2 separate regions of the Mus musculus genome follow, and region 2 is linked to region 1. The links are chromatin loops, found by intact Hi-C in ENCODE. Cell type or tissue: heart. All regions are shown on one strand.

Evidence for each region. Peaks named below come from ENCODE experiments on the same cell type or tissue, not always from the same donor. Only the 100,000 strongest peaks of a DNase experiment are listed, where the experiment ranks them.
Region 2: it touches region 1 in a loop (2.2-fold over the local background); 2 of 42 quality-filtered maps call a loop at or near these places.

What each region holds. Positions count from the first base shown.
Region 1 is chr15:40,727,020-40,731,019 of GRCm38, forward strand. The region is part of intron 1 of Zfpm2 (zinc finger protein, multitype 2); the gene reads left to right. Among named protein-coding and RNA genes, the nearest start is that of Gm33353, 13 kb to the right of the region's middle. In heart, no CTCF peak of the experiment used is centred here; a DNase peak (open chromatin) is centred at 2,082.
Region 2 is chr15:40,670,316-40,674,315 of GRCm38, forward strand. The region is part of intron 1 of Zfpm2 (zinc finger protein, multitype 2); the gene reads left to right. It also overlaps the pseudogene Gm18285. Among named protein-coding and RNA genes, the nearest start is that of Zfpm2, 17 kb to the left of the region's middle. In heart, no CTCF peak of the experiment used is centred here; no DNase peak of the experiment used is centred here; H3K27ac peaks cover 674 bases.

The DNA of each region.
Region 1 (4,000 bases):
AACATGAGTTGTAGTGTCAAATGGAGAAAGATAGAAAGCTAATGTTTTACATTAGCTGTCCTTTATCGAAACAAACAAAAAAAACCAAAACCAAAACCAAAAATCCATCAACATCCTTATGGCTCTTTTCTATGTAACAGGTGGATTTCATTCTAAACGATTCCATTATTCACAGATATGGTTGGGGTGAGAGATCTAGAAATTGGTAGAGTTCTTACCTAGTGAGCACACCCCAAAGCCTCAATTCCAGATTCCAGCTCCAGCTTAGTGGCACAGAGTCACACAGTCTTAGCAATTGGGGGGTAACAGGAGCTTCTTTGTCCACAGCAACCTTGTCTCAAAAACAAGAGGGAGGAGGGAGGAAGGAGCACTAGGAGATAGAGGCAGGTAAAGAGCTTTGGGGGAAGGGAAAGGAAAGAAGGAAGGAAATAAAGAGGAAAATATGATATTAAGCAAACAAAAGAACCAAAGAGCCAAGGTAAGAGAAATAGTCAGATTTGAATAAGTTATTATAAAGAAATATTGTCTTCAAATTCTGCAGTTGAAAGTAAAGCTAAGATAGAAAGCATTCTAATAAAATAGCTAAAAAATAATTGTGGTATATGCTAGTGGCAAGAAATGATAGTGTTTTAGGATGTATTTTTAAATATTTCACTAAAATATGTAAGCCTAGGTTATTTGAGAATACTTTAAGAATTTCATGATAAAGACATGACAGTTCATATCAGTATGGAGTGGTCTTCAAGGAGGCTTCTTGTGTGCAAAAAGTTTTACTTCACTGTCATTCTTAGGAGAAAATTCCTCCAGTTCTCTCAAGGAGAGTTGGCCTTGGCAAACCCATTGTGGACAGTCTTCTATGGTAGAAATTCAGACTCTGAAGAAAAAAGTTGGTGATTTTTTTTTGTTTTATATATATATATATATATATATATATATAGAGAGAGAGAGAGAGAGAGAGAGAGAGAGAGAGAGAGATTTTGAAGATTGATTGATAAGCTTAAAAGGTTTAAATATGATGCTGTAGTAGATTCAATAACTAAAATTGCTTTTGGCTGATGAGAATTATTGTTATTTCCAACTCTGAAACATTCTAGTTTGAAGAGGGACATTTTATAAAATCAGATCTGGAGCACTTCTGAGTCCATTTCAAGATACTGGGATGCTTCAGTACTTCAGGGATGTTCTGTCAAGTAACAAATAACAGTAGCATATCTCCAGGGAGCCACCTTTGTTTCAGGGAAGGTGTTTATATATTGTGTCTTTTTCATTGCCATGGACAATAACCCTGGAAATATTTCACCTTTCCCTCTTTTCTAGTTTTGGTGGTTTGTTTGGTTTTGTTTTTGTAATTTCTAAAACTATTTGGTTATGAAATTCAAAATTGTATTGACAGTTCTGCACTGGCCACTGTCTAGAAGTTATGTTTTATATTCTTGTAGGGTTTAGTAAGTACCATAAGTCAAATGAGTATGATGCACGCTTTTCCATGGATGCAGTTACTGTTCTGTTTTGCAGATGTTTTGTAAATTCTAAGCTGAGGTGTGCAAGATTGTCTTCAGGTTGTGGGCTCTGGCCACAGAAATCCCATTAGCATTAGCTTGGCCCCTCCTCTTGTCTTCAGTCAGTGGAGAACATGCCTTTTCCACCCTTGAGGCAATAAAATAAATGAAAGGGTGCGGCATGAAATAATTTGAATTTTGAGTAGTATTTTTCATGCCTTCATCATTTTCAAACCAGTTTAGCCTCATGAAGCAGTGTTGGGAATCGTGAAACAAGGGACCCCTCTGTTTTTGCCAGCCTGCAGGATCTTTTGAGTTTTTAGACTTGCATATGTTAAACAGTTGTTTTTTTTTTTTTTCCTGGTCCTTTTCCTTCTGTGGTCTCTGAGTAAGGATGATGACTAGAACTTTGTAATTCAGTAGAAATCACAAGTCAATGAACATTCAGGACAGGAAGACATCTTTAGTTTGTTTCTACTGGGTATGGTCCAGGCTACTGCTGTCCTTACGTATCTCCCTGACACAGAAGCAAGAAATTTCGGAAAAGATGTCCCTAGGGCTCAGCAGAATCCGTTCTCTCTGTAGCAGCTGGCCTGGTCTGTCAGCATTCATTAGGTTTGTGCTTCCCCCAGTTTGCACTTTCTCTGAGTATTTCATAAGGAGACTGGAAAGCCTCTCTCTCTCTCTCTCTTTTTTTTTTTTTTATCTAAAAAGGAAGTTTATTTTTGTTTCTGTGGAACAAAGGTTTATCTTTTAGTGTAACCATGTGTCCTCTCTAATTAGAAACCCTCCTCTTGTAGTCTTGTAAATAAGAAGGGGGCAATTTAATTCTTAGAGTATTTAAAGACTAACCCTCAAGATGGCAAGGTAAACAGTTTATCTAATTCCTTTTAGCCACACAAGATGTGGAGCCTCATTTACCCCCTAGTGAGCAATGTATAATGACTCTGGAACATCAGGGAGACATCTAGTGGGGTCATCTCCTTCTTTTAGTTACGTTTCAAGACATCAAATAAGCATGCTTCTCCTATATTGATCTATCTTCTGCTTTCCCTCTCCCCTTCCCACAGCGGGGTTCTTGTTAACATCTTTCCTAAGGCACCATATGATTATTTCAAACATAATACACTGACAAACTTTGCATAGTAATACTGTGCCAGCTGTCATGTAAGTTCATTGCATATAATTTGAAATGACTAGGGGCGATTACCCTGGTCTTATAGATGAGAAATGGACACTCAAGGCTTTTTGAGGCAGACAGAAGTCAAACAGCTCATCAGGAAGACAGCTAAGGTTTAAACACAGGAGTAACCTCTCATTAGAGCTCATGTTTTGAAGTGTCTCATTGATTTTTAAGCTTCATACCTTCAAGTATTGAAGCTAGTGATTTTTAAAATTACATTTCCGTTACTAATGTCAATTTTTGATATTTTCCCATAGTTCTAATTCATCACATCTCTACATTTTATTGTGGCATTTTGGCTCACATTCACCTATATTTCTCAGAAATATTTTGTATAAGGTAATGTGAGACAATGATATAAAACTAATGGAAGGAGAAAGGGAACGGGGTGGGCAGAGCATTGCTGTATTGATGTGGTATTTTATTAGATCTGGGTCTGTATGCAAGCCTGGGCTACTGGAGTGCTTTCCGGGTTGTGCTTATTAAAGAGTTTTTCTAGGCAGCTTGACAAGAATGTCCTTGTTTTACATTTGGTGGAGTGTGAGTGCCCACCGCTCTCTGGCTCGGTGGGAGTGAACACTGTACTCATTCAGTCTGAGTCCTTGAAGTTGGGAAGAGTTAGACCCCTATTGCTTATATATTTCTTGGGGGCAATTTCCGTGTTGCCTTTCTGAGTGTGGCAATGAAGAACACACTAAGGCTCTTTGAAAGGCAAGAAACATTGGAATGGAAATCAGACCTTTCTTAGATAAAAGGACGAAGGGATGTGGATGAGTTCCAACATCTGGAATCCAACAGATTCTTAATCTGCTCGTGTGGGGAGGACACAAATGCCTTCAGTTACTGTGAATAACTTGTTTGCTCCTGTGCTGCTGATCAAAGACCATAAAGAAGATCTTGACAAAATTCACTAACATTAAAACCAGTTTTGTGAAAGTGTCCTTGTGTCCTGTCTAACATAATTTGTATTATTATTATTAATTATTATTATTATTACACAGCTTTTCGATATTGCCAAGTAATACAATAATGAGGTGAATTTCAATTGAAATTTTGTGTAGATATAAATGTTGATCATGTACAACTTGAGAAATAACTTTGCCTATTCCTTTTGTTTTGACTTATACTGTGAACAAACATGCCATCCTAACCAATACTCAGACCATTATAAAATAATAATTACATTTTCCCCTCCAAACTGTTGTTCCGTTCCTTCATATCATAACTCCTCTCTGATATCTTCACCCTTATATGGAGCACTCACCAATCATAGGTATTGATGCAACTGAGAAGATAAGTATCTAATTAACAAGTTGTT
Region 2 (4,000 bases), 57 kb before region 1:
AAGCTATAGACCCATTAAATCTTTCTACAATATGTGTTGCCACCATTAGAAAGGTGCTGGCTGATGGATTCCTGATGATTGGGATTGATGGCTCAGAAGCAGCAGATGGATCTGACTGGTTCTGTTATCATGCAACCTCTCCTTCCATTTTCCCTGTGGGTTTCTGTGAAATTAACATGATAGAACTGACTCCACCCAGAGGTTACACAAAACTTCCTTTTAAATGGTTTGACTACCTCAGGGAAACCGGCTCCATTGCAGCACCAGTAAAACTATTTAATAAGGATGTTCCAAACCACGGATTCCGTGTAGGAATGAAATTAGAAGCTGTAGATCTCATGGAGCCACGGTTAATATGTGTAGCCACAGTTACTCGAATTATTCACCGTCTCTTGAGGATACATTTTGATGGTTGGGAAGAAGAGTATGACCAGTGGGTAGACTGTGAGTCCCCTGACCTCTATCCTGTAGGGTGGTGTCAGTTAACTGGATATCAACTACAGCCTCCAGCATCACAGTCATCAAGAGAAAGCCAATCAGCTTCTTCAAAACAGAAGAAAAAGGCTAAGTCTCAGCAATACAAAGGACATAAGAAAATGACCACGTCACAGCTGAAGGAGGAGCTGCTGGACTGCTGGACGGGGAGGACTATAGCTTCCTCCATGGAGCATCTGACCAGGAAAGCAATGGCTCTGCCACCGTCTACATCAAACAAGAGCCATGAGGCGACTCGGAAACCATGGGCAGGCGGGGCTGTTTACAGGACTGATTTGGAATCAGCCAGCTGTATAGCGGGCTATTCTATTGGGACATTTTGCTAAACACAGAAAAAAGTTCTAGCAAAAAAAAAACTAGCATTAGCCTAGTTTTTATAACCAACTATGGGGGACACATTTTCAGTAGCAAATGGGCCGATTGCTAGATAATGGGATTTCCAGTTGTTACACCTTCAATGGAACATGATAGGGAATTCCATAGCAATGAAAATTGTGCATATGCTCTTAGAACCAGAAATTCCATATATTCAACAGATACCCACACATGTGTGCTTGTTACCTCATGGTCTATAACAGTTCAAAATTAAAAATCATCTAAATATCCATTAATAGCAGATAGGCTGAATAAAATTAATCTTTGCCTTGCTCATGAACTATAAAACATCAAAGATTTGTTTCTGTGATAATATTGCAATCTATCAAAGATCCACGAATTAAAAAAGGAAAAATATTTGTATTGGAAAAAAGCATGAGCAGATAGGCTAGTACATATTTGTCTCTTATGAAAAGTTTCTGTAAAAAATGTGAAAAAGATCTATGTTTATCTCTTAAGAATCAGAGAATGAGTATGAAAAAGCACACAATTTTCCTTTCCACCGGAGGTGTTAATACTTAGTTTTAAGTTTCTTATAGTTTCATATGGTTACAGATTAATATCCGTAAGAAAGGCAAGGGGCACATATTGCCACACCTTTAGACATGATGCTGTTAATTCCTTGCAGTGGAGTTGAGAATATTAATTTCTTGGGGAAGAAAATAAGTATCTATTGCCAGGACAACTTGTGACTCATCTCCTTGGCTGTGTAGTTGTGAGGATAGAAAGGCTGCCCAGTGTTGGAAAGAACGAGAGGAAATAACTGATTAAAAAGAAATCAAGCTCTATCTAATTCCAACAATAGCATAGGGAGGAAGAAGCAGCCGTAAGGATAATTTTAGTCTTGTCTTTACTAAGCTTCCACGGGAATATAACAAAAGTAGGCCCTCAAGTGGAGATTAAATTCTCTTTTACTTTAGAAAAGGAAATAACACATTAAAAAGATTTGAAATATATTCCCCTTAAATGTATAGTATTTCTCTCCTCCCAGCATAGGTCATGGTCATGTAATTAACCTCATATTAATAGTATATGATCGTTAGGTTTTTAGATAAAACATCTTAAAATTCCCATGTAGTAATCTAGGCCCTATTTCACAAAGAGAAGTTCATTTCTATTATGTTGCTTTACGGACTTCAGAATTTTGTTCTGCTTCTTTCCAAATCATTATTCTTTCTCCAAATCTAGTATTTTCCTGCCAAGTGATTTCATGATGCTTTTCATTTTAATCCATATGTTTGTAAACAGATTATTTTAAAAAGGTTGGTTGAAACTGGTTCCAGGCCAAACATTTTAAGTGTGGTGCTCTTTTTAAAAAAATATTTTAAATTTGCACCTTAGAATGGATTTGTATCTTTCTCATGAGTTCTGGTGGGAAGTGCCAGCAGCAGAAGCAGGAAATGAGCTGGGGCATGGCCTGGGCGGGGCATGGTTTGGGCGGGGCATGGCCTGGGCGGAGCATGGCCTGGGCGGGGCATGGCCTGGGCGGGCAATGGCCTAACCCAGAGCCTCACTGAGACCTCAGAGAGCAGCAACGAAGGAAATGAGAAAGTGGCAATTCATAAATGCCACCTCAATCCGTCTGGTAATTATGATAGAAGGTAAAGAGAATTAAATATGGTGACTTAAATAATTTTAAGAGATGACACAAAGTTAGGATGGAAGTAACAATGTAGAATTGGGAGAAAATTACAAAATATTTGGTTCTCTCCATTGAAAGAACCTAGAATCTGGAAAAGCTGACGCATCTTGTTGAGTCTATTATATGTTAAGGACTTATAGCATTTAGGACTTTTATTTATTTATTTATTTATTTATTTGACACAAATATCCAAAACGGTCAGTTTTTTTTTCTCTCAGTTCATTCACATATACTCTGAACACTCTATATAGTATTGAAGATTTTATTATAGTTTTATATGTAGCCATCTGAGAATCTGTCAAGATGCTTGTTCTAGAAGGCATGTCCAACCTTTTGTTGCTGTGATGTGACATTTTTGTCTCCCAATTTCGTGCTTGGGAAACTATCCAGTCTATTTACTAATAAATGACATGCAAAAAAAAAAAAAAACTCAGAATGTTTTCAAGCAGTTTATATTTGTGTTGGTTACATTTGTGGCTATTATGGGAAGCACCTGGACCGATGGCCACAAGTTGAACATATATATATGAACAAATACTTGTAACATTTTGTGAGGACTTTATGCCCAGAGGGTACAATTTGGAAAGAAATGCATTGATTGCTTGAGATATGTCTTGCTGTCAAGAATTTTGGCTCCTGTGTGTCTTGCTGGTGTACCAGCCATCAACTGTTAAAAGCTTCAAGTGGTTTTCTTGATGATAAAGTTAGTGGTTAGTACTAAAAATAGACTCATACAGACTTACTGATAGGCCTTACAGGTTATATTATTGAAGATGATCTGGTTAAAATGACAAAGCCCAGATTATTTTACTAAATATCTGGGGTGAGTGGGCCTCATGGTTATTATTGTTACTAGAATTCACCTTCAGAATTGGGTGGCAATAATCCAAAGATATGTTCCTTCTCCTTAAAAACCCATGGAGTTCTGTGAGTCCTGATCTCTGATTATTCTAAAGAGATTTGAAAATGGTTTACTGAAAAACGAGGGTTTAGTTCAACTTATATATTAACTTTGAAGGCCCCAAACATGATAGTTTTCTATCAGACAGTATTTGCCAGGGTGTACTTTACAAAGTCCTTTTATGTATGTTCCTTTTTTGAGGAAGAGTGACTTATACAGCTGTGCCCTATGAGAGGTAGGCTATCAGTTTTCAAAGTCTACAACTTTGTATTGGAATTCGGACCCACTTCTTTTTACACTTGAGGAAATTATTTACTCTATGACTGAGTTTTCTCCATTAGTAAAGTAATGGTAATTAGAGGGATCTACATGATGGTGTTGAGAGTATTAAATGAATCATGTATGGCAAGAGTTTAGTGCAGTGTCAAGGCATGAATAAAACTTTTCTTTTAATTTTGGCATTTTTGAAAGTCGAGTCTGTGGAAAGAAATTGTTTTTCTGTGCTAGCAAATATCTCCAGATATTTGAACTATAATATTAAAGTTGTCCAGTTTCCCCTCTTAGTAAACAAATACTTAAACACAGTG